2 separate regions of the Homo sapiens genome follow, and region 1 is linked to region 2. Evidence: chromatin loops called from intact Hi-C (ENCODE). Cell type or tissue: ascending aorta. All regions are shown on one strand.

The links. Peaks named below come from ENCODE experiments on the same cell type or tissue, not always from the same donor. Only the 100,000 strongest peaks of a DNase experiment are listed, where the experiment ranks them.
Region 1: it touches region 2 in a loop (3-fold over the local background); 2 of 110 quality-filtered maps call a loop at or near these places.

The regions. Positions count from the first base shown.
Region 1 is chr5:153,893,290-153,901,289 of GRCh38, reverse strand. It overlaps LINC01861 (long intergenic non-protein coding RNA 1861), which reads left to right and starts at 2,303. Exons shown (of 4, transcript NR_146729.1): 1 at 2,303-2,384; 2 at 2,930-3,103; 3 at 5,505-5,749. In ascending aorta, no CTCF peak of the experiment used is centred here; a DNase peak (open chromatin) is centred at 59; H3K27ac peaks cover 3,934 bases.
Region 2 is chr5:153,625,163-153,633,162 of GRCh38, reverse strand. The region is part of intron 2 of GRIA1 (glutamate ionotropic receptor AMPA type subunit 1); the gene reads right to left. Among named protein-coding and RNA genes, the nearest start is that of GRIA1, 140 kb to the right of the region's middle. In ascending aorta, a CTCF peak has its summit at 3,836 (motif pointing right); a DNase peak (open chromatin) is centred at 4,022; H3K27ac peaks cover 2,957 bases.

The sequences.
Region 1 (8,000 bases), 270 kb before region 2:
GTAACCTGCTGAGTGATATAAATGAAATTGTGGCTTTTCTTCCCCAACTCTGTCAGCCCTGGGGGCAGGAGGGAGATGCATTCCAGTTGAAATAATCATGGAAAATGTGAAAAATCTTTCACTGTCTGGCAGAACAGGAATATTAAATATTTTTTAAAAATACCTTCTTGGAACAACCATGCTCATACTCATAAGAATGGAATTATTTTTAAACTTGTTTTAGAAAATGTTCATAATAAAACATCCTGTACTTGAATTATTAAAAACAATGTTGAGTAAAGAATTGCTTAATTTAGTAAATAATTCTAAAGGAAGTCGTTATTTTCTCCAAAGTTGAATTTGCTAAAAGCACTCCAAGAATTTTATTACAAGCACGACTGCATAATGTAATTGTGTAATTAGTAATACATCTGACACTGTTGGAAAGATTTAGTTTTACTTAGGGCAGGAACAAAATGTAGTTCTTATTTTTTAAGACTGCATGAGGGACACTGTCTTGTTTTGCTGGTGGAGATTTTTTGTTTGTCTTAAAAATATATTGTATGATTGAGGTAATAGAGAAGATAACCAACATTTATTAATATTGGATCTGTGGATAGAATATGTAGTTTGAAGTTAGACTGACCTGACCTAGGTTTAATCCTGGTACTACCTCTTGCTACCTGTATTTTTTTTTCCCAAAGATCTCATTTTCTTTATTTATAATAGGAATAATAATGTCTATTTCATGAGACTGTCTTAACTCTTAAATGAGATAATGTACAAAGATTGTGCTAAGTACATAGGAGGTACAGATGGAGTATCCTTACTTCAAAAATCTGAAATCTGAAATGCTCCAAAATTCAAAACTTACGGAATTCTGACATGATGCTCAAAGGATATGTTCACAGGAGCATTTTCAGATTAGGGAAACTGGTAAGTATAATGTGAACATTTCAAAATTAAAAAAATCCAAAATTTGCAATGCTCCTGGTCTTAAGCATTTCAGACAAAATAAACTCAACCTGTACTAGGTTAGGTTCCTTTGTCATTCCCATCTGTTTCTGTTTGAGCACTTGATTTTGTGAGTGGTTGGTTACGATGGTCAGTTTAAGTTCCATTTCAGTTGTGTTTGTTGGACACAGGCAAGGGTTGGTGAGTAAGCTCGACTGTCAATTTTTTCACCGAGATACACCAAAGAAAGTGCCTGTTCAATACATCGACAACCTATGTGCTTACAATGCCTTGAAATAACAGTTATAAGCTACATTTTACATCGATGAACTTTTCTTGTATTATTTGGTTTGGAGGTACAAATGTTGATTTAGAGGTTAGGAAGCTATTGCTGTAATGTGAGGGGTGGTGACTTCTGCATGACTGACAAGCTGTGTTTTGTCTGAGTTTTAGATTATATTCCCAGTGTAGTAGGCAGAATTCTAAAATGACCTCCCATGACCCTCACCCTTGTAAAACCTCCTTCCCTTGAATGTAGGCAAAACTTGTGATTATCACAGGCTGTCACTCCCAGGGTTATGTTATGGCATACAGCAATTGTGTAGCTGTTATAAAGGGTAGTAACTGGTTGACTTTGAGTTAATCAAATGGTTGGGCCTCACCTAACTACATATCGGCCCTTTACATCTGAGACTAGAGGTTAAAGATGGGAAAAGTGAGAGATTCAAAGCATGGGGAGGATTCAATGTGAGAAGATTCTCCATTGCTGGCTTTTAGAGATGGAGGGGGCCACATGGAAAGGCCGGAGAGTGCCTCTAGGAGTTAAGAGTGACCCCTGGCTGATAGCCAGCATGAAACAGAGCCCTTAGTCCTATAACCCCAAGAAATGGAATTCTGCGTACAACCATGAGAGCTTGAAAGGGGATCCTTGAGCTGTAGAAAGGATGGCAGCCCAACACCTTAATTTAAGCCTTTTGGGACCAAACAGCAGAGGGCTCAGCCATCTTATGCCTAGACTTCTGATCTACAGAAACTAGGAAAAAATAGTTTTACCGTACTGTTTTAAGCCACTAAGTCTGTGGTAATTTGTTACACAACAATAGAAAACTAATTTGCCCAGTAATTCTCATTGTGAGATCTTAAGTCGAATTGTTTTCTTTCCATCATTGTCAGTTTCCTTGCCTTCAAGTAAGAGGATTTTCTAGTCTAGAACACTGGTACTCATAATAATTATGTATTAAAATCACTTAGATTGTGAGGGGAAGCTTTAAATGTAGATTCCAGACCTTTCTCCTGATGTCCTGAATCAGACAATCTGGGAGCAAGGCTGGGGGCTGCATTGTTGACTGGTTTCCTAGGTGATTCTGATGTTTGTGGGGCTGGATCCCACTGGGCAGGACATCTGCCTATACCCTGGAATAAGAATATACAGTCTCTTCTAGCACTGACAGGTAAAGTTGGCAGGGAAGTCCTTTTTTTTTTTTTGTTACAGTCGGAGTTACAGCCAAGTATATGCAGTGCTCGCTAGGTGTAAGGCATCTCATGAGGACTGTCTACCTTCTCTTGTTAAATCCTTGTGATGAACTATAATGACCTGTAAGGTAGGCACAATTATTAGCCAGTCTTCACTGTAGCTTGAGGAGACAGGGCCAAATTTACACAATGCATAAGGGGTAGAACTGGAATTTGAACCCTGATCTTTGTCATTCCCAGTTGGGGGCTCTTAACCACTAAGTACTCCTGTGCTGTGAAATGGAGTGTCCATTCATTTCTGTATCTGTAGTGCTAAACACACTGTCTGGCACGTGATAGATGAATAATAAACACATTTTGCTTATTAAATTCTCTGGAACTCCATTGCGCCACCCAGTGCAGGGCAGTTTTTGTGACAATGGAGAGGGAGGAGGAGGACCTGGCCAGGACCTTCACTATGTAAGGGCTCCCTGCCCACTGCTGCCTCTCTGTGTCAATTCTGCCTCGTTTTCTTTCTCTACAGTTGTCTCTTTATGTCGGATGAGCTAACAGCAGCCACTCCCATACTGTCGGATCCTGCTTCCCTTGCCATAGCTGATTAACCCAGGGTAAGACACTGGGAATTGGAAACTTGGAGTGGAAAGACTCTGATCATAGTGGTCTCTGGAGCCAAATCCCATTCCATGGCAATGTTCTGGTAAGAAGGCCCACACAGCCTTCCCTGCTGCCTAGACCCCTGGAGCCAGCCCACCTCCTTTCTTGAACATTCCAGCATCTTTCCATTAAGTTCCTTTTGTGGCTTAGGAGGTTCTCTTTGTGACAAAGAACCTCTGCGAATGGAGGAGTAGAGACTTGCTGAGCTGGAGGGCATCTGAAATGCCATCTTCTGCTTTGTGTCGTCTGGCTGGGCGAGACAGGGCACTCTCTGCTTGATGCGACTCCTTCAGACCCTTCACACTGGCCCAGTTTTCTCTACTCATTCATGCTCTTCCCCACTTCCACTACCTCTCCAAAATGGACTCAGCTTAGAGGATGCCGTACAAGCCCCACCTCCTCCATGTGAAAGGCTTAAAAGAGCCGTGCCATAAATATTTAAGATATCTTTCCTCTCTGCTTCATTCCCTGACATTTTCTCCACCTTTAATTTTCACTAGTTACAACACAGGACATTCTTAGGGTAAGAAAAATCTATTTTCTGTATGAATTGTCGCAAATTCCAACTTAGTGGTATCATAATAGCTAATATTTTTGTGCTAACTCTTAAAAGCCAGGTTTACTAATGTAAGTTACGTGCTTCATGAAGTTAGATGTGCTTAATATGATTTTCTCAAAAAATTCATTGAGGTGTCATCACTATTATTCCTTGTTTCATAGATGAGGAAATTGAGAGGTTGAAAAGTTCTAAATGAATAAAATTATATTCCAGAGCTGTCTGTGTCCAAACAGTGATAGCAAGATCAAATTGTAAAGCATCTCTATTTCCTTTTTCTGCCACCATCTCCATGCCATTTATTTTGGATATTGGAAAAACAGAAAGACAGTGCTGAACATTTCAGGGTAATGTGAGTGGTAAAAGAAAGTTGGACACCAAAGGAGGTCATGTAACTGGTGAGGGTGAAGAATTCAGGAAGACTTTCCTGAGAGGTATGGCAGATTATATTTTCTAAAGAAGGCTGCAAAAATATTTTCCATCCCACATGTTTTTTCTACAATCTTAACACTCCTACATGAAGAGGTAGGGTCTGTGTCCCCTCCCCTTGAACATGGGTGCATCTTTGTGATTGCCTGGACAGACAGAGTACAGAGGAAGGGACATAATGTGACTTCTGAGGCTAAGTCATAAAAATGCCATGTTCTTTTATTTTATTGAGAAGCTCCCTCTTGCAACTCAGTCACCATGCTGTTTAGAAGCCCAAACAACTGATTAAGAGGAACTGAAACCAATATCCCTGGCTGAGTTCCCAGCCAAGAGGTAGCACCATTTTTTTTAAGCAGTGTAAGTGAGTGATCTTGAAACTAGATCCTCTAGTCTTCAGATGAACTACCCCAGCTGATGCCATATATAGCAGAAGTAAGCCATTCCCCTAGGTCCTGCCTAAATTACAGATTCATGAGCAAAATAAATGATGGTTGTTTTAGGCCATCAAGTTTGAGGTGCTTTATTAAACAGCAATAGATTAATGATACAAAAGAGGCTTTGAAAGATGGGCATCTTTCCAAGCAAGGTTCAGAGGGCCATATGCTGCTTATTGACAGCTAGTAGAAGTAGTAATAAAAATAAATGTTATTATAATAATGATACCACTCTTAGTAACTGTAGTGGTAGTTAAGTTTCACTAAGTTCTTTTTTGTGCTATGCTCACACTAAGTGGTTCATACTTTACCTTATTTAATTCTAATAATGACTCTAGGTAGGTACTATTACCCTCATTTTACAGATGAGGAAACTGGGGCTTAGAGAATTTAACTTCTCTTTATAGCCACCCGGATTCTAACAAACTCACTTTCGTAGTATTCCCAGGCTTGAACATTTCCTTCCTGATTGCCCAAACTCTACCAGATGATTCATTCTTTCATCCAGGCAGGGCTCATCTAGCCCTTTCATGGAAAGGAATGCTTTTAATCAGATTCACACTAAAATGAGGATGACTGGAAGGTAGACAGATGCATTTTTTTCACCTGTCTATTTGCATTTTCAAGGTGGATATTTGTTAATCAAATTGAAAGCTCTTGTGTAGTGCATTTCTGTAGCACTATCTGGAGGCAGAGGACCTCTTCCTAGCACTTGCCAAATGATTTTGTGCCTTAGACAAAGGCCAAAAATCCATCCTGACATGGTCCTGGCAGCTCACACCTGTTCCTCTTTTGGCAGTTTGGAAAGTGGGCTGCTATATGTCATCCCCTCTAATCTCTGCCCCAAACTGAGTTGTGCTATCACCCTTATGTTACCTTTGAGGAATCCACAGCTCAGGCAAATTCATAGCATGCCCAGGATCACACAGAAGAACCACGATCAAACGTGGGTCTTCTAACTTCAAAAGCTGGGTCCAGTCTGCAACATGACATGCTGTATCTCCCACTCTATGTGAATGATTCAGGAAGGTGGATGATAAGAGACAGCAGCCGGCAGAAGGAAAGCAGTGATCTGAACACCTAACGGGAATCCTAAACAGTGGAGAAAGGAGAGCAAACATTAAAAACTCATGGATAGAAAAAAAGAGGAAAAGAAAACCATTTGGAAGTGTTCATTGAGTTGATGCACTGGATAATTTAATAAGCTGTCTGTTCTGATCCGTCTTGCTTCCCTGCTTTTAGCAGGGTGCCATATGAAAGCTCCTACATGGTAATTATAGTGGATGATCTTTTCCCCTGTCTGGGATCTTTATGGTGTGATTTGGATAGCTCAGCTGCTAAGCTGTTTTTCTTGGGAGGCAGAGTGTGGGGCATGTGTGAAAATATGTGTGAGAGCTTGTGTGTGTGTTGCGGGGGTAAGGGACAGTGGCTGGGATTGGCCCTTAGAATCTCTTTTCCATTGTGGCAACATTTTTTTCTGCTGCTTCTTGGGATCTTGGTGCCAGGGTAACTTTCCTGCCTTCTACCTGATCACATCTTTCTCGGACTATGGCCTCAGGACTCAAATCCCTGCCAAATGTCAATAAATTCATCAGATTAATGAATCCTTTCCTAGCTAATATGGTTCTCAGTTAATTAATCAACAAATAATTATTAAAAGCTTGTAAATGCCAGGCCCTGAGAATGTCCATGCTCTCATGAACATAGGTTTTAGTGGAGGAGATTGTGGGAAGCAAGAACACAAGTAAGTATGAATTCCAGACACTGATAAGTGATAAGAATAATATGATGGCATGTTTTTTTGTTTGGGTGATCAGGGGACTAAGTGATGTCTAAGGGCCCTGAAATCCAATCTGGACCTAAATCTAATCTAACCTGCCTCTAATCTGATCTAAAGGAAGGAGAAAGAAAGGAAATCTTGTCAAAGAACTCACTTAGGAGAACTCTTTTCCAATTTGGCTTCCTGTGTATTGATGAGGCAGGCTGTCCTGTTACTTGGCATGCTAACTACCAACTATTTCTTCCTTTGATTTCAAAGATCTCATTTCAGGATAATGATGACCGTGGTGATGACTGTTAATAAACCCAATGTTTAAAATTCTATGGAGAAAAAAATTTAAAACATACAATTGGGAATTGCTCTCAAGAGATTTGCTTTGATCCTTTCAAATGGGGTGCACTAACTAGATATGAGATCTTGAGCAAGTTCCTATCTCTCTGGGCCTAGTTTCACCATCTGTAATATGATGATATTGAGCTAGATCAGTGGTTCTCAAACTGTGGTCCCTGGACCATTAGTGGCAGCAGCACTTGAGTACTTGCTAGACATGCAAATTCTCAGGCCCTACCCCAGACCCACTGAATCAGAAACTAAACCCTGGCAATCTGTGTTTTAAGGGGCCCTCCAGGTGAGTCTAATGCACCAAAAATCTAAACACCACTGAACAAGATGACCCTTAAGGCCTTCCTGATCAGCCTCTGTTTGCTTCTCAGGCCTGTTGGATGAAATTGGCCTGGAGTGGGATCCTCAGAGGGAGGGATGAGAAATGGAGGAAGGTGCCTTTCCTGGTTGCTTCCCTCCCCTTTGAAAATTTCAGTGACTTCTCCTTATCCCTGCTTTCTCTCAGCGTCCTCTGATGATTGGAGCTTATTAAGATGGGGGATTTTCCACAGGCCTGTTTCAGAGGTCCTGGAGAGGAGTTTTAATTGCCAGACTTCACATTGAGGGTGTTAACATTTATTAAAGTCAGCTCCTCTGATTGCCTTTTAGCAAGACGATGACTGTGCATAGGAGATAACACTGGGCCCAGCCGGGTGGGGCCCCAGAGGTAGCTTAAGATAATCAGGCCCAGGGAAAACAGAAAGGCAGCCTGGCATAGTGGTAGCAGAGACACAGCAGCAACTCTCATGCTGTTTGTGCTGGGGTGGCTGGGCCGACGGAGGGGTCTAGGCTGTTGTGGGATCTGGGGTGGTTTCAGTCAACAAGGTGGGCCTGGGGGAGAAGAAGGGAAAGGCTGGTAAGGTCCTGTTCAGGAACAGAAGCACTACAGAGATGGGGCAGAGAGGGCCAAAGCTCTGGCCTCTTTTGTAATGTAGATTTGGGTCTTACCACTTTCATAATTTTGTGAGGAGGGATAGAAGATGGACTATATGCTATTGGGTAGTGGAGGGTGGAAAATGCTCTCAAAGACCTGGTTCTAGTCTGGATTTGCTGCAATTGCTCTTGGCTCCTGGCCCTGTCCTCTGCGGCCTCCTGTGGGCTCACACACCACAAGCTTACTTTTCCCTTCTTTTTCTTTTTAAACATTTCAAAAGCTTTAAGGGTACAAGTGGTTTTTGGTTTCATGGATGAATTGTATGATGGTGAAGCCTAAGATTTTAGTGCACCCATCACCTGAGTAGCGTACCTTGTACCCACTATGTAGTTTTTATCCCTCACCCACTTTCCAAATCCTGGCTTCTGAGACTCCAGTGTCCATTATACCACTCTGTTTGCCTTTGTGTACCCATAGCTTAGCTCT
Region 2 (8,000 bases):
GCTTTTGCATAACTCACTCACTCACAGATCCATGAGCAGGAGCCTCCCTGCCCCTGATTCACTCTCCAGCCTCATTCCTAACAGTTTGCCAATCACCTGAGGCCCCACCCACATAGATGCATATGAACCATTTCCTTCCAGGCCTGCATACTTTTGCATATCCTTCTCAAAAATGACCCTCCATACCTGGAAAACTTCTACACATCCTTCAAGACCCCAGCCAGATGTTGACTCCAGTGGAAAGCTTTTCACTCCTTCCAGAAAAAATTCATTTCTTCCTCCTCTAAGGTTCTAATGTACTTTCTGTCTTAGCATGTATCTTGATATTCTATAATTTCACATTTTCATATCTGTCTTCTTCATCAGACTGTGAACTTCTGTAGGACAGGGCTGGGTCTAATCTATTTCAAAAGTCTCAGGGCCTGTCCCTGACCCTGACATAGTAGATGTTCAATAACGGTTTATTGAACAGGTACTGGTCTGCTCACCTGTGACGTGAGGACCATAGTATCTGCCTTATGCGCCGTGAGGATCAAGTGAAGGAATAAGCTTACCAAAGTCCTAGATACATGTAAGCCATCTATTTATTTAAACTGCATAACCCAAATATGAGGTGGGCTGCACAGGATATTATTATTGTCCTTTTCTAGATGAGCTTCCAAGAGTTAAGTTGCTTGCTCTGAGTAGCACAGCCAATAAATATCAAACTAGAAAAAGAAAACCCAGCTGCCTGACTTTTGGTAGGATTTTCTCCCCCATCAGATCACCTATGCCTTTCAAAAATTAGCTGTAAGTTTGGTCATGCAGATTGACTAAAGAAAATATGGATGCACGTCCCTCTAAAGATGTCACAAATGTATTTACAATGCCCACTTTACATCTCCATTCTCACCCTGGCCTAGGGCTCTGCCACTGCTCACCTGTCACTGTAGACTTATTGCACTTTATCACTTGCCTTTGTCACTTTAATTCATCCCTGCCTCCACCTTGCCCACTTTCCCTTTTTCCGTTCTCATCCATCCTTCATCTAGCAGCCAGGAAGCTCTTTTGAAAATGGAAATCACATCCTGTCAAACAGATCCCCTCAAGCCCCTCATGCTTTCTCATCATGCTTTGAATAAAGTCCCAACTCCTTTGCATGACCTTTGAGAATCTGCACTGTCTAAGCGCTGTTGACCTGAAAAACCTTATCATTTCCCTTTCCCTCATCTGCTGCTTCTGCAACATACCACACCTCCCCCGATGCGGTTCTCACTGCCCAAAACTCTTCTCCCCTACTTTTGCTTGGCTGGCTTCTTGTTATCTTGCAAGGACCACCTTAAGCAGGTCATCCTGCTGTTCTCGGTCACAACATTTAGTTTGTATCCTTCACAGAACTTTACTCAAAGTCTTAATTACAGTTGAAGCCCTCTTAACTGATGCAACGTGGATGGCAATTAGATTATTTAAAAAATATACCAAAAAAACTTAAAACACTGTGAAGCACATGTATTGATCAATATTTTGATATCAGGAACTTGAAGGCACTTATAAAATAAATATAAGTTTAGATTTTCTTCCATGCTTTTCCCCAACCTTAGAGTCGTCTCTCTGATACCTAATATTACAATGATTTTAGTGATTCATCCGATAGCCTTTCAAAAGTATTTAGTTTCAGAAAAAAGACTTTCTTTTGCACTCATATTTCACTAGTTCACATCATTTTAATTAAATTGTCCAAGTATAATAAAAACACAGAAATATAAACAGGTTTGAAAACAAACAGAATTGATTCTTGATTCTGGTATGCCACCAGCAAAGGTGATATGAGCAGAAATATATGAGTTGATCAGAGAAGAGGCTACTGGCCAGGAGCTTTTGACTCACCAGGGGCATGAGTGGGAGTCTTTAGAGAGAGTGTGGAGAATGTGGTGAATCCAAAGAGATGGTTGAAGGGACAACACTGTATCTAATCATTTATTAGCTCATTGATTATCTAGATGTTCCCCTTTTAGGACAAATTTTTGAGGGCACAGCCTCTTTCTCATTTCTCAGCATATCTATCTAATGCACAACACAGTCTTTGCCATTGAGAGGTTCAATCAATGTCAAGTAAAAGAGTAAACAAGAGAGTGGACTATTTCTCTCCTTAAATGAAGAGCTTTTGTTTCCTCATCTGTAAGAGAACAGACATGGACTATGCAAACACAGTTATTTCCAGATCCAAATGGCGTTACCATTAACAGGACTTGTTTCTCTATCTCAAGTTCTGATTTCCTCCATAGGTTCTGCACACACTCAGAACACTGCATTATAGACTTCCCTTGCACTTCCACACATACACCAAGCAACCACCACCACCACAGCCATGCTGCTACATAGCCTACAACTGGGGCCACCTGTTGGTTTTAGGATGATTACTTCTCCTCCACCCTCTATTGTCTCCTTCAAGACAGCTAAGGAGATAAGGCCAGATGGTGCTAAAGCCATAAAATCTCTGCTGGATTTGCTTCTTTGAGGGTGCTGTGCAGGTCTAGAGCTGCTTTGAGCATGGGAGGGAGGGGACTTCACTCTGAAGATCTGAGGTGGGAAGCTTGGACCTGCCTTGTTCAAAGCATTGGGCAAAAATTCCTTTTTATTTCCTATTGTTTTGGGGTGGCCTCTTCTGATCCCCATAGTGCTGAGATCCAGACAGCCAAGAATAGGTGAGGGCCACAGGGAAAGTAGCTTTCTTGGGTCCTCCAGCTCATAGAAGCCCACAGCATAGCAACAGCCACGCAGTAATAAACATTGGGCTTTTTCTCTTCAATATATTCCTTTGCTTATCTCCCTCACATATCTAAGAAAAGAAAGGGGATCATTGAGGATCTGGAGAACCTGGCACAGCCACAGTGGCAACAAATGATGATGATGATGATGATGATGATAATTATCATTATTATTTCTAACATTAATTACTAATAGGTGCTTGCATATACTGAGCACTTTAATGCTAGAAAATAGACTACACATTTTACTTTCATCAATTCTTTTAATCTCTGTAACAGCTTAAGAGGGTGTACTTTATTATTATTGCCATTTAACAAAAGAGGGACTAAAACATAGGTAGGCAGGGGTCACAGAACTGATAATAGTGGAGCTACAATTCAAACCCCTGTATGTCTGATTCCACATGAGTCCTTATCACTTTGCTAAACTACCTTGCAACATGTCTATTATAATACCAAAACATTCACTGAATAAGTAAATTTATCAATTCAACATAGTGTATGTGGTATAGTATGGGGAAAACAACAGTCAAGACCCTTGCCTCTAAGAGGGTCATTCCAATGCGATGAAAGACACACTTATGAGCCACTAATAAAAATTGCATGAGAAAATGAAATAAATTCTGCAGTAGAAGAACAGCATGTTCTGCACATTCAGAGGGAAGGGCAATCCCTTAAAGAGGGAGAAGAGGGCAGATTTCCAAGATGAGGATCCTAAAGGGCAAGCATGTTTTTAAAAGTCCAAGGCAGAAATGCCTACTACATAGTGCAAATGCATAAATGCGTGTGTGCATGTGTTCCCAAGTGTGTGTACACGGAGCCCAAGTACCGCTTCCAAATCCTCTTCAACCTAGTCACCACTGCACAGCTAGAGTTGTCCTGTAAGATTGAAAGTATTTATAATCCTTGGTTTCAGGGGAGCAGGAGAAGGAAACCCTGAAAGTCTCCCAGTTTTTGTTAACTCTCTACAATGTCGCTCATCACAGACGTTTCCCACCTGCCTTCTTCTCACTTTCTTCAATGCTGAGACAGTTTAAAGTGTTTCCAATCTTCTCACTTCACTGGCTGTCAACTGGGCTGCAAGCTGTGAAGGCCCCGGAGTCAGCAGAGGGTGCTGTGAAAAGCATGCTGAGGATGCCTTGTGGAAGCACGAGCTGCATGTTTCAGCTTTACCCAAAGCAGGGAGGAAGGGGGAGGGAAGAGGAAATGAGGAGGAGGAAAGGCATTTTTGCCCTCCTCACAGCCTAAGTCTGCGGAAGAAAAGCAGAAAGGGCATGCAAACCATCCAGGGCACTGGCCTGTGAGTCAGCACACTTGAGGACTAGTACACAGGCCCACCCCTGCCTGTCTCTCTGTACAAACTTGACAATTTTCTTCCTGTCCCTGGGCTGGAGGTTCTCATTGGTAAAACAAAAGATTTGGCTGCAGTTGCCTGCAGTTCCCATATTCTATGATGATTCTCAGCAGCATAGTGGTGACTAGGAGAGGAACAAAGCTGGTCTGTAGACACGACAGAATTCTAACTGAGAGGCTGACTATGGTAACTGTCCTTCTGCACTCACTACTGGATCTGAACACACAACAAAGAGTGGACCATCCAAGGTAGGACTTTAGAACAGGAAGAGGAAATTATAAAAAGGAATCAATAATTTGCTCTATTGTATAGAAAAAAAACCCACAAACAAATCAAAAACAAAAAAGCAAGACTATGATCCAAGAATAGGCAAAGATGCTCATATACAAGGATCTGAAGAGAGGACAAATGCAGATGAAGTTGTAGGTGCATTTCGTTAACTTTTAAAATTGCCTAACAGTGGCCAATTAGCCTCAGATGCTACCCAGAAGACTGAGATAATGTTCACTGAAATAGTCATAGCACAGACAATAAAAACTATCATTTATTGAACATGTACTTAAACACTTGCATTACTAAACATGTTGTAATGTAATTGTTCCCAATCACAATGCCATGAAGAAGGTACTAGAATCTCCATTTACAGAGGAAAATATGAAAGTTCAAGGGCACACAGAAATGACAGACACAGAAATCAAAGCCAGGTCAGTCTGAACTTCAGCTCCATGCTTGTAGCCGTCCTGCCTTCGGAAAAGCAAGCACAGGCAAATAGACTTTCCTCTTTACACCAACTCCCCTGTGATGAGCAGAATCTCATCACTGCTCTATCTCTCATTCCAATCCTTCAAGGTCCCACTTAGACACCACCTCTTCTGTGAGAGTCCCAGTCAGAATTAATCCATCCTTCGCTGGGCTCTCATAGTTCTTGGCTTGTATTGCTATTAGCACACTTAACACTTCCTACCTCGTGTTAGAATTAACTATGTCTGATCCTCCCTTCACACTACACCTAAAGCAAGCTGCTTAGACGTTTGTTATGGCACTCAGCATCTTGCATCAATGCTAGCCTGCCTGGGTTTGCCTCCCATCTTATCCAGTGAGTCCTTCCTGTGAGGACAGGAGCTGTGTCTCAGGAATCTCTGTCTGCCTGATACTTAATAGTGCCTTGGGAACAAAGGCTTTCTGAGTGATGCTGAGACTTGCAGCCAGTTTCTCTGTTGTCTCTGGTCTACCGACCATGATACAACTTTTCTGGCGTACTTTTTCTCGTATGCTTTCCATGGTCAGAGTCATTGAACAATTGCTGGGCAAGGGTCAGGAATTCCTGTGTGGAATATCTCTCAGAGAACTGGGGAGGTGGGGGCATATGCAGCTCTCTCCACTTCCCATGCCACTCTCCTCGCTGCTGTCCTCTCTCCTCCAGTAGAGACCTGCCCACTTTTACCTCATTAGAATTCACTTTACAGAGAGCATCGCTTGCCCCATTCTTTTACTCTGGAGTTAGTGACTTCATTCTGACTGGGGAAGAAAGACTGATTCCTCTGAAAAAAATTGTTCTAGATTATTTTTCAAGTGAGGGGAGATTTCTGGGGCTGAAAGGCCACCTGGAACACTTGGGCTCACGTGCCTGTGTCTACTCTGGGCTAGACACCTGAGTGGTTAAGGATAAAGGGTTTGATGGTGGACAAGCCAGATTCAAAACGGTGCTTCGTCCCTTGGGCAAGTTAATTAGTAACTCTGAAACCTTTGCTTGCTCATCTGTATTATGGAAATAATAGTACCCACCCAATGGTGCTGCTCTGAGAATCAAATGCATGTAAAACGTGTTTTTGCACAGTTCCTGGCCCTGTAAATGACTACTATTGTTTCTGTTGCTGCAGTTATCTGAGGCTATATTGTTATTGTTTTATAAATAACATTATCTGGCCACTAAGAAAGATAAGAGCAACATGCAGTGGAAAATTGTACCTCTCAGTTAATAAGAAATGCAGAATCACATGTAGCTTCTAGTTGAGAGACTAAGAATAGCTGTAGTTAAGTTTCTGCTTAAAAATAACTCATGCATTTTTAGGCTATCAGAACCGAAGGTGCTTTAGAGAGCATCTTTATCAGTTGTGCTAATTTATAGAAATGACATTTCCAGGACCAATCACCTAAGCTGGGGCTCAAATCCTGGTCTCCTGACCCTTGTCCATCGTATTTCCTACTGTCTCTTGAGCTGCTGCTCTTTTTTTGGATTTAACCACGCTGCATCCCTTCTGCTTTCCCATTAGTCCCTATAGTCGCTGGGCACCATCTGAAGATCCTGCTTTGTCCAGTACCAATAAGATGATGATAATACATCTTGCTACACAGACAGTGCTGAGATGTTATTTCTGTATGCAGAGAAGTTTCCACTCCACTCTAACTGTCCCTTAGCGTCAGTCCTACATGAGTTAATTCAGCTGAAACTAATGTGCCAATGTCTATATTAGCACTGAGAGCTAAGGGTCTATACTTTCTTTCAAATGCTGCCAATGAACTCAAATGCTGATGAGAATTGTGCTGGCATTCAGCTTCAACAGCACAACACATACACACACACACACACACACACACACACACACACACACACACAGACACACACACACAGAGACTAGATTTGTCATTCTCCACATAGAGAGAGCAGAGTCAAGGCCTGGCATAGCTGGAAGAGATGAGATGGAACAAGACTTCAGGTGGGAACCTCTCAAACTGTGGAGAAGAGACCCTAATACTGAATAATCACTCTGCCCTAAATATGTCCCACACTTTACCTCCTCTCAGCATTTGCTCAATCAGCTCCTCTGCTTTTCTCTCCTATTTAAAATCATCTAGAACTTTTAATCATTTAAAATCTATTCTTATTCCTGCCATTTTGCTGAATCATCATAACCCAACGAGGAAACTATTTTTCATTCGCATTTCAGAGTTAAGAAACGTGAAGGTCAGAGGCTGAAAAGACTTTCCCAGGGACACAAAGCTCATCTGCAGAGTCAGGTCTCCCTCCCTCCAGGTTCGGTGGCCTTGTTTATGTGACAGTCAGTTGACTCTCCACACTAAGTGACGGGCGTAGGCACCAGATCGCTAAGCTTTGAATCCTTGTGCTTGTGCTTGTTTGTGGCATGAGCCTAAGCCTATTCCTTAGCCAGTCTATGCCTCAGTTTCCTCATATACAGAATCAGATAACCAGAGTCTTAATCTCAAAAGACTGAGAGGAATAAATAAGTTACTGTGTGCAAAGTGCTCAGAACATTGGCTGGCACATAATATTTGCTCAGTAAATGTTGCTATAGAAACTTCACTGGATCCTGTTTGAATTTTCTCTTTCAAGGCTGATCTGAAATGCCATGAAGTTTTATTCTGACTTTTCATAAATAAATGAAATTTCTGCTTCCTTTGGACCCTATAATCATTTGTACTTTGCTTCCAGCATACAACATAGTCTGCTCTGCACTGGTATATCAATACACTTGTTTTTCTCATCCCACTCTCCCTTTGCCCGTGAGTGCCGTGGTATCAGAGAGAGCTCTGATATAAACATATCCCCTGCAGTGCCCCGTATGGTGCTTGATGACAAAGAGGAAGTCAGTCGGCAAATGCCGGTGGCACTGAACTCAACTGAACCCAGAATTCTAGTTTCCACTAAGTCCTTGAATGCTGGGGCTAGAAAGGCTCCTTAGAGACCAACCTATCCTAAATGGATGCTGAATAGCTGGGGCTGGGCTGGGACCAGGAAAGAGCCTTGCCCAAAGTCATACAGTTAATGGCAGAAGTAGGAGTAGAAATCAAATCTCCTCACAACCAGCATTCCTGGGCTATGTTTCTCCCATGGAATGGAGGATTAACTAGACCACACACCTGAGGCAGAAAGAGCAGGA